Regions from separate parts of the Homo sapiens genome. Here region 1 is linked to region 2. Evidence: chromatin contacts called from ENCODE Hi-C or POLR2A ChIA-PET data. All regions are on one chromosome and are shown on one strand. Each heading gives the region's core, a stretch centred on a gene start or an enhancer-like site at or near the end of the contact. The rest is flanking DNA. Distances are from core to core; before and after follow the strand shown.

Region 1 (4,105 bases), core at 1,606-4,105, 240 kb before region 2:
GCTCCACCTTGAAAAGGGCCACAGTCAGGGCAACTTTCCCCATACAGGAAAACTTGAAAATTACATCAACAGTCTACGTCACAGCCAAATTATATTTCCTTTATACCAAACAAAACTATGGAGAACTAAAAGTACATCACACAAAACGTTTATAGTGTTTTGCATGTGACCTATTTCAGTATTTATATAACTAGATTAGTGCTTTCTAGCAAACGGTTCTGTTAATTAGCGAGTCACTGTTGATTCTGCTGTGGTGGTAAGTTGATACCGTGTAACTAATCCCGTGGATGCCTCCTCGTTATTTTTGTCCAAACGAAGCAGCCGTGGTAGTAGCTGTCTATGATTCTTGCTCAGCAAAGTAAAATAAATGTTAAATATGGACTGCTTTGTTTTCTTCCTTGTGGAACTCTGGTGTTCATGCTACTTTGTTCACCGGTGGGGCTGGCTGTTGCTAGCAAAGAGGCTCTTCACAGAAGTGGCTGAACCCAAAGTTCTGGTTGGGAAAGGCCTTTGTGGCAGCTCCTATCAAGCGCAAGTGCGAGGCCACCCCCTCCTCGTGGGCTCTGGGGTCGATTTTGTTAGGGTTTGACATGAGTGGCTGCATTTGGGTACTCACAGATTTCACAAAGGAAGGGTAAACTGGAGATTTTTGGCCGGGCACGGTGGCTCATGACTATAATTTCAGCACTGTGGGAGGCTGGTGGGCAGATACTTTAGGTCAGGAGTTCAAGACCAGCCTGGCCAACATGGCAAAATCCTGTCGCTACTAAAAATACAAAAGTTAGCCAGGTGTGGTGGCGCACGCCTATAATCCCAGCTACTCGGGAGGCTGAGGCAGGAGAATCACTTGTACCCAGGAGGCGGAGGCTGCAGTTACCCAAAATTGTGCCACTGCACTCCAGCCTGGGTGACACAGCGAGACTTTTTCTCAAAACAGAAAAAAACGTGCTGTGGCTCACGCCTGTAATCCCAACCCTTTGGGAGGCCAAGGCAGGCAGATCACAAGGTCATGAGATCAAGACCATCCTGGCTAATACAGTGAAACCCCATCTCAACTAAAAACACAAAAAAATTAGCCGGGCGTAGTGGTGGACGCCTGTAGTCCCAGCTACTCGGGAGGCTGAGGCTCGCAGGATAATGGCGTTGAACCCGGGAGGTGGGGCTTGCAGTGAGCCGAGATTGCGCCACTGCACTCCAGCCTGGGCGACAGAGCAAGACTCCGTCTCAAAAAAAAATAAAAATAAAAAAATAGGGAGATTTCCCCAGTTACCAAGAACTCAGGAAGCAACATTAAGAGCTTGGGGGAGGCCAGGCGCGGTGGCTCACGCCTGTAATCCCAGCACTTTGGGAGGCAGAGGCAGGCTGATCACGAGGTCAGGAGATTGAGACCATCCTGGCTAACACGGTAAAACCCCGTCTCTACCCAAAATAAAAAAAAAATTAGCCGGGCATGGTGGCAGGCGCCTGTAGTCACAGGTACTCAGGAGCCTAATGCGGGCGAATGGAGTGGAGGCGGGAGAATGGCGTGAACCCGGGTGGCGGAGCTTCCAGTGACCCGAGATCGCGCCACTGCACTCCAGCCTGGGCAACAGAGCGAGACTCCGTCTCAAAAAAATAAAAATAAAAAAAGAGCTTGGGTACACAAAGCAAGCAGCATTTCATTCCGGGATGAAAAAAATTCCGATACCCATCGCCCTTCTTGGGCCCTTGTCAGTTTCTTGCCACATCTTTCATTTTCCCATTTCAGGCCCAGTAAATGCGGATGTTTATCTTCCATTGTTTGTTTCCTGAGATTCAGATGTCTAAAGCATTTTTCTGTGACTTTTCAAGTCAAGAGGAAAACCTGACATATGGAAAGGGAATTAATTGCTCGTTTTATCCTCTTCTCCTGCAATGCTCTGAATCCATGGGTTTGGAGTGGGGCCCTGGGAGTTGGGGGAAGCACCATACCCAGTGAGTCTGCACTTTGAGGACCCACTGCCAGTGTCAGCTTCAAAATCACATTGTAAAAGGCCGGGCGCGGTGGCTCACGCCTGTAATCCCAGCACTTTAGGAGGACGAAGCGGGCGGATCACTTGAGGTCAGGAGTTCGAGACCAGCCTGGCCAATATGGCGAAACCTCGTCTCTACCAAAAATATAAAAATTAGCCGGGCGTGGTGGCGCGGGCCTGTGGTTCCAGCTACTCGGGAGGCTGAGGCAGGAAAATTCCTTGAACCCGGGAGGAGGCTGCAGTGAGCCAAGACCACGCCACTGCACTCCAACCTGGGCGGCAGAGCAAGGCTCCGACTCAAAAGTAAATACATGAATAAATAAAATAAAATCACATCGTAAGAGCTCTCCCTGCCCTGTTTCTGAGTAAGGTTCAGAGTTAAATTCCGAGATCGGCCTTTACAAGACACACAGACCTGAGGCGCCTCACGAGGTAACCAGCAGGTAAATGGAGCGCGCTCCACCCACCCGCCACTAGGGGTCCCAGCGGTCAAGGGGGTGGAATGCGGGCGTCCATCGCGAAGGCATTCTGCTCGCAAGCCTTGGCACAGGCGCGGGCTTCGCTACCGGAAAAGTCCCGGTAGGATTCCGGAAGCCGGCCACGCGTTCCGCGCAGGCGCAAACTGCTCCAAAAGTGGGCGTCGCTCCTCCGGAGTCCCGATTCCTGCGTCACAGCCCGCGCCGAAGTCGGAAGTGCGCTCACCGGGCTGTTTCTTCTGGCGTCCTGGACCTGAGCAAGCGCTGTTTTATGCGTTATCATCCCGCGCAGACACAGGAAGTGCCGCACAGAGCGAGCCCCTGTCGTTGTCTCGAGTTCTGGGCCGGAGGTCGGCTATTATATCATCATTACGCGCCAATACAGGAAGTGACGATACTTTTGGCGCGCGCCGGTTGCTGTTTCTTCTCTGGCTCCGGGACCGGCGGCGGCGGCGGCGGCAGCGGCGGCGGCGTAGGGGTGAGTTCCGACTGGGCGGACCAGGTGTGGGAGCGCGAGGAGAACTGCGCACCGAGGTCTTTCTTCCGAGCAGGCCTCGGAGCGGGGCGGACCCGGGCCCGGGGGCGAGCGACACCCTCGCTTCCGCGGACAGTCTCATCCCGCACGGAACTTTGGGTGGTGGAGGCGGCGGGTCCAAACGCTGTCTGGAGCCAACGTCTGCCAGGCTGAACCTCAAGTGTGCGGGACTGAACCCGAGGAAATAGCCCAGTGCCCGGGTCAGGTGGCCTTGTTCGCGAGCACATCTCGGAGCATCTCCCCGGTCTCAAGGTGCAGCTGTCCAGTGTGCTAGTGGCTTCACGTAGTCCAAGCGGTCTTTCTAGCAGATTCTGACAGTAAAAGCAGTGTTTGATGAGTGGCAGGTCCTGAGTTAAGAGCCTTTAAACGGATGATCTTTAATCCGCGATCGATACTATCACGTAGGTGTTGTTATTCTGGTTGTACGGAAGACTAAACTGAGGTGAATTACGTTACCCAAGACCATACAAGAATGACAGAAACGAGACTTGATTTCAAGCGGTCATTTTTCAGAACCCATCACTCTTTTTTGTCGCCCATGCTGCAGCGCAGTGGCTGTTCACAAGCGCACTTCAGCCTGGAACTCCTGGGCTCAATCGGTCTCCCATCTCAGCTTGCAGAGTATATGGGACTACAGGCGCTCGCCACCTTGCCTGGCTTACAACTTATCATTCTTGTTTTTTTTTCTTTTTTTTTTGAGACGGGGTCTTGCTGGAGTGCAGTGACGCGACCTCGGCTCACCGGAACCTCCGCCTTTCGGATTCAAGCGATTCTGCTGCCTCGGCCTCCCGAGTAGCTGGGATTACAGGCACCCGCCACCACGCCCAGCTAAGTTTTGTATTTTTAGTGGAGACAGGGTTTTCGCCGTGTTGGCCAGGCTGGTCTTGACCTCCTGACCTTGTGATCCACCCGCCTCAGCCTAGAGCTTACTTTTTTTTTTTTTTTTTTTTTTTTAACCAAGTCTTACTTTGTTATCTAGGCTGGAGTGCAGTGGCGCAGTCTTGGCTCATTGCAGCCTTGACCTCTCTGATTCAAGTGATCCTCCTGCCTCTAGCAGCCTCCTTCCTGTAGCTAGGAATACAGGCACGCGCCACCACACTGGG
Region 2 (4,068 bases), core at 55-2,554:
TGGCCTTTGTTCCCCAGGAGGGCAGCCGAACTGGGGCCCTGGCAGCCAGCAGGGGAGGGAGTATGTTGGACAGGGGGCTGTGCCCGAAGGCAGGGCCTTCCTAAGTGGCTGAGTAAACAGCGTCAGGTGGCCTCAGCCTGGCCCAGGGGACCAGCTGTGTTCTCCCACCCCCTGCAAGGCTGAAGCTGCCACCATTCAGCTTTTCAGCAGCAGACACTCCACCCCAAAGCCTGCAGAAGGGATTTTGTGAAGAGGGTCACCAGGCTGAGCCTCGGCCAGAACCCGTCTACAGAGGACCCTCAGCCAGAGCAGAAAGCTCCTGAGCCAGCTCCCTTGGGTAACAGAGCCAAGCCCCTCTGAAGGCTAAGTGGTAACTGGAATGGGGGGCTCCAGTTGGCCTGGGACACGGCTGGGGGCAGGCCAGAGGCCTCCACAGTGGATGTAGGATCCCTGCTCCCCCCCAGATGGACTCCCAGAGGCCTGAGCCCAGAGAGGAGGAGGAGGAGGAACAGGAACTGCGGTGGATGGAGCTGGACTCCGAAGAGGCCCTGGGAACCAGGACAGAGGGGCCTAGTGTTGTCCAGGGCTGGGGGCACCTGCTCCAGGCCGTGTGGAGGGGCCCTGCAGGCCTGGTGACGCAGCTGCTGCGGCAAGGTGCCAGCGTGGAGGAGAGGTGCACCTGCGCTGGGGGGTGAAGGGGTCCCTTCTCTGGGTGGGGCAGGATGGGGGTCCCAGCACTGGGTGGGTGGAGGAGTCCCTTCTCTGGATGGGGTAGGACGGGGGTCCCAGCGCTGGGTGGGCGGCAGGACGGGGTGGGGCAGGGCGGGGTTCTGGTCAGTGGTCCACCCCCGCGCCGACGCCCTTGCCCCCTCCTCAGGGACCACGCAGGCCGGACCCCGCTCCACCTGGCCGTGCTGCGGGGCCACGCGCCCCTGGTGCGTCTCCTGCTGCAGCGAGGGGCCCCGGTGGGCGCGGTGGACCGGGCGGGGCGCACCGCGCTGCACGAGGCCGCCTGGCACGGACACTCGCGGGTGGCCGAGCTGCTGCTGCAGCGCGGGGCCTCGGCGGCGGCTCGCTCCGGGACGGGCCTCACGCCGCTGCACTGGGCCGCTGCCCTGGGCCACACGCTGCTGGCCGCGCGCCTGCTGGAGGCTCCGGGCCCGGGACCCGCGGCAGCGGAGGCGGAGGACGCGCGCGGCTGGACGGCGGCGCACTGGGCGGCCGCGGGCGGGCGGCTGGCGGTGCTGGAGCTGCTGGCGGCCGGCGGCGCGGGCCTGGACGGCGCCCTGCTCGTGGCTGCCGCTGCGGGGCGCGGGGCGGCGCTGCGCTTCCTCCTGGCGCGCGGGGCGCGGGTGGACGCCCGGGATGGCGCGGGGGCCACAGCGCTGGGTCTGGCGGCCGCCCTAGGCCGCTCCCAGGTACGTCCCGCCCTCCGCCCGGCAGTGATGGGAGGGGGCGCAGGGCCAGGATCCCCAGAGACGTGCCACCGGGGCAGCTGGAGCCAGGCTGGGGGACGGTGTCCAGGCACGAAGGCCCTGAGCGCGCCCCCGGCTGTGCCCCTCCGGTGTAGCCCCGTCCCGTGGAGACCAGGGCGGGATCCGAGGCCCGGGGCTCGGCTTCATGCTGGTGGCAGCAACAGACTCTCCGCCAGCGCCGGGCCTGTGCCTGAGACCCCCGTTCCTGGGCAGCGGGCAGGGTGTTGGCTGCAGATCCTTGGATTTGCTCTAAGGACTCTTAGGGGGAAAAGTGGACGTTTCCAAGCAGGCCAGCCTTGGGTTCGGCCTCACAACATGAGGAAGTGGTGTCAGGAGAGACAGGCCGCTGCGGGGACAGAAGAGGCCTGGGCTGGGCAAACGCCTGGTGGCTCTGCCCCTCGCCTACCGGGCTGAGGCCGGCCCCTGCTTTTCTCTCCTCTTCTAGGACATTGAGGTGCTGCTGGGCCACGGGGCAGACCCAGGCATCAGGGACAGGCATGGCCGCTCTGCGCTGCACAGGGCTGCCGCCCGAGGACACCTGCTTGCCGTCCAGTTGCTGGTCACCCAGGGGGCCGAGGTGGATGCGCGGGACACCCTGGGCCTCACACCCCTGCATCACGCCTCTCGGGAAGGCCACGTGGAGGTTGCCGGCTGCCTGCTGGACAGGGGTGCCCAGGTGGATGCTACCGGCTGGCTCCGAAAGACCCCCCTACACCTGGCTGCAGAGCGAGGGCATGGGCCTACCGTGGGGCTTCTGCTGAGCCGAGGGGCCAGCCCCACTCTGCGGACGCAGTGGGCCGAGGTGGCCCAGATGCCTGAGGGGGACCTGCCCCAGGCGCTGCCTGAACTTGGAGGGGGGGAGAAGGAGTGTGAGGGCATAGAGTCCACGGGCTGAGCCAGACAGCAGGCTCCAGGCTCCACCGCCCCAGTGATTTCCAGGCTCTCTGGCTGAGGCTGCCTGCCTGGAGGGGACATCAGGGAAGAGGCTTCCGGAGGAGGGGATGGGAGAAAGTAGGGGATGTGGCTTGAGCTGCAGTCACAGGCCTTGGCTGGACCAGGGATGGCCCCCAGCTCCCAGGAGGGCCCACTGACCCTGCAGCTCCAGCCTTCTCCATACTTCAACAAAGAATGAGTTGTGGCAATGAGGGAAGAGAGACCCTCTCATAGTGTTTTATACTCAGTACCTGTTTTAAGAAAAAACAACAAGGAAGTAAAACCAAAGACAGGCAGGCAGCCTGGCGCTAGGCCCGAAACCAGGCCTGCGCCTGCCTGGCCTAAACCCAGTAGTTGAAAATCAATTCATAACTTAGAAACCGATGTTATTCATAGATTCCAGACATTGTATAGAAGAACATTTGTGAAACTCCCTGCCGTGTTCTGTTTCTCTCTGACCGCCGGTGCATGCAGCCCCTGTCACGTACCGCCTGCTTGCTCAAATCAATGACGACCCTTTCATGTGAAATCTTCGGTGTTGTGAGCCCTTAAAAGGGACAGAAATTGTGCACTTGGGGAGCTCGGATTTTAAGGCAGTAGCTTGCCGATGCTCCCAGCTGAATAAAGCCCTTCCTTCTACAACTGGGTGTCTGAGAGGTTTTGTCTGCGGCTCGTCCTGCTACATTTCTTGGTTCCCTGACTGGGAAACGAGGTAACTGACAGACGACCGAGGCAGCCCCTTAGGCGGCTTAGGCCTGCCCCGTGGAGCATCCCTGCGGGGGACTCCGGCCAGCCTGAGTGACGTGAGCTAAAGAGCGCTCCCGGGTAGGAAATTGCCTCGGTGGAACACCTCGCCAGAGCAGCCCATAACGGGCCCCCATGGTGGATTAACACAGTGGCTGAACACCGGGAAGGAACTGGCACTTGGAGTCCGGACATCTGAAACCTGGTAAGACTAGTCTTTGGAACTTGCCCCACTCCACCTGAGTAGACGCGTGGCCTGATCGCCCACGGCGTGCCTGCATTAGCACCTTTGTTCTGGTTTTGACTTGACTGAGATCATGTGATACTTTGGTTTTGGTTTTGACCTGGCTTGGATTTCTGGATACTCTGATTTTGGTTTTGATTTTGGTTTGGTGTAAACTGCAAAAGTGTGTGTGTGCCCTTTTTACCTGTTTTTTGTTTTGTGGTGTGAGCGTGGTGTTTTGTCTTGAAGAAGCGTGGGTCAGGCACAGATAAGCCCACCCCACTAGGAACTATGTTAAAAAAAATTTTTCAAGAAAGAATTTAAGGGAGATTACGGTGTTACTCTGACACCAGGAAAACTTACAACTTTGTGTGAAATAGACTTGTCAGCATTAGAGGTGGGTTGGCCATCAGAAGGAAGCCTGGACAGGTCCCTTGTTTCAAAGGTATGACACAAGGTAACGTGTAAGCCAAGGCACCCAGGCCAGTTTCCGTACATGGACAGTTAGAGCAGGTTTTAGACCCCCTCCCCCCTACGGTAGTTAAGAGAACAGCAGCATAAGCGGCTGGCAGAGGCAAGGAAAGACCAGCAGAGAGAAAAAGAGGCCATCTATACCAATTCTAAGTTAATTTAGACTAAACAAGGTCTTATTAATAGCAAAGGATAATTGAAATCCCAAACTTCCAAGGTTTT

The links. Hi-C counts contacts between places; a loop is a spot of excess contacts on that map. ChIA-PET counts read pairs that join two places held with the same protein, here RNA polymerase II (POLR2A). Pooled maps may share reads with other maps.
Region 1: a loop to region 2 is called in a pooled map, with 4 times the contacts of the local background. The contact joins the promoter of CDK11B here to the promoter of ANKRD65-AS1 in region 2. A Hi-C loop is called at or near these places in 1 of 37 single-sample maps with no recorded cell type and 6 of 50 pooled maps. POLR2A ChIA-PET finds 5 or more read pairs at or near these places in 2 of 52 experiments (GM12878 and activated CD4-positive, alpha-beta T cell).

What each region holds. Positions count from the first base shown.
Region 1 is chr1:1,657,754-1,661,858 of GRCh38, reverse strand. It overlaps CDK11B (cyclin dependent kinase 11B), which reads left to right and starts at 2,855. Exons shown (of 20, transcript NM_033486.3): 1 at 2,855-2,945. SLC35E2B (solute carrier family 35 member E2B) reads left to right here. Exons shown (of 10, transcript NM_001290264.2): 10 at 1-381. RefSeq lists enhancers at 2,469-2,748, 2,769-2,858, 2,290-3,012.
Region 2 is chr1:1,417,402-1,421,469 of GRCh38, reverse strand. ANKRD65-AS1 (ANKRD65 antisense RNA 1) reads right to left here and starts at 1,304. Exons shown (of 2, transcript NR_187360.1): 1 at 906-1,304. It overlaps ANKRD65 (ankyrin repeat domain 65), which reads left to right and starts at 194. Exons shown (of 4, transcript NM_001145210.3): 1 at 194-337; 2 at 465-673; 3 at 878-1,418; 4 at 1,921-3,050. The coding sequence starts at 465. The coding sequence ends at 2,370. RefSeq lists enhancers at 2,525-2,974, 3,142-3,221.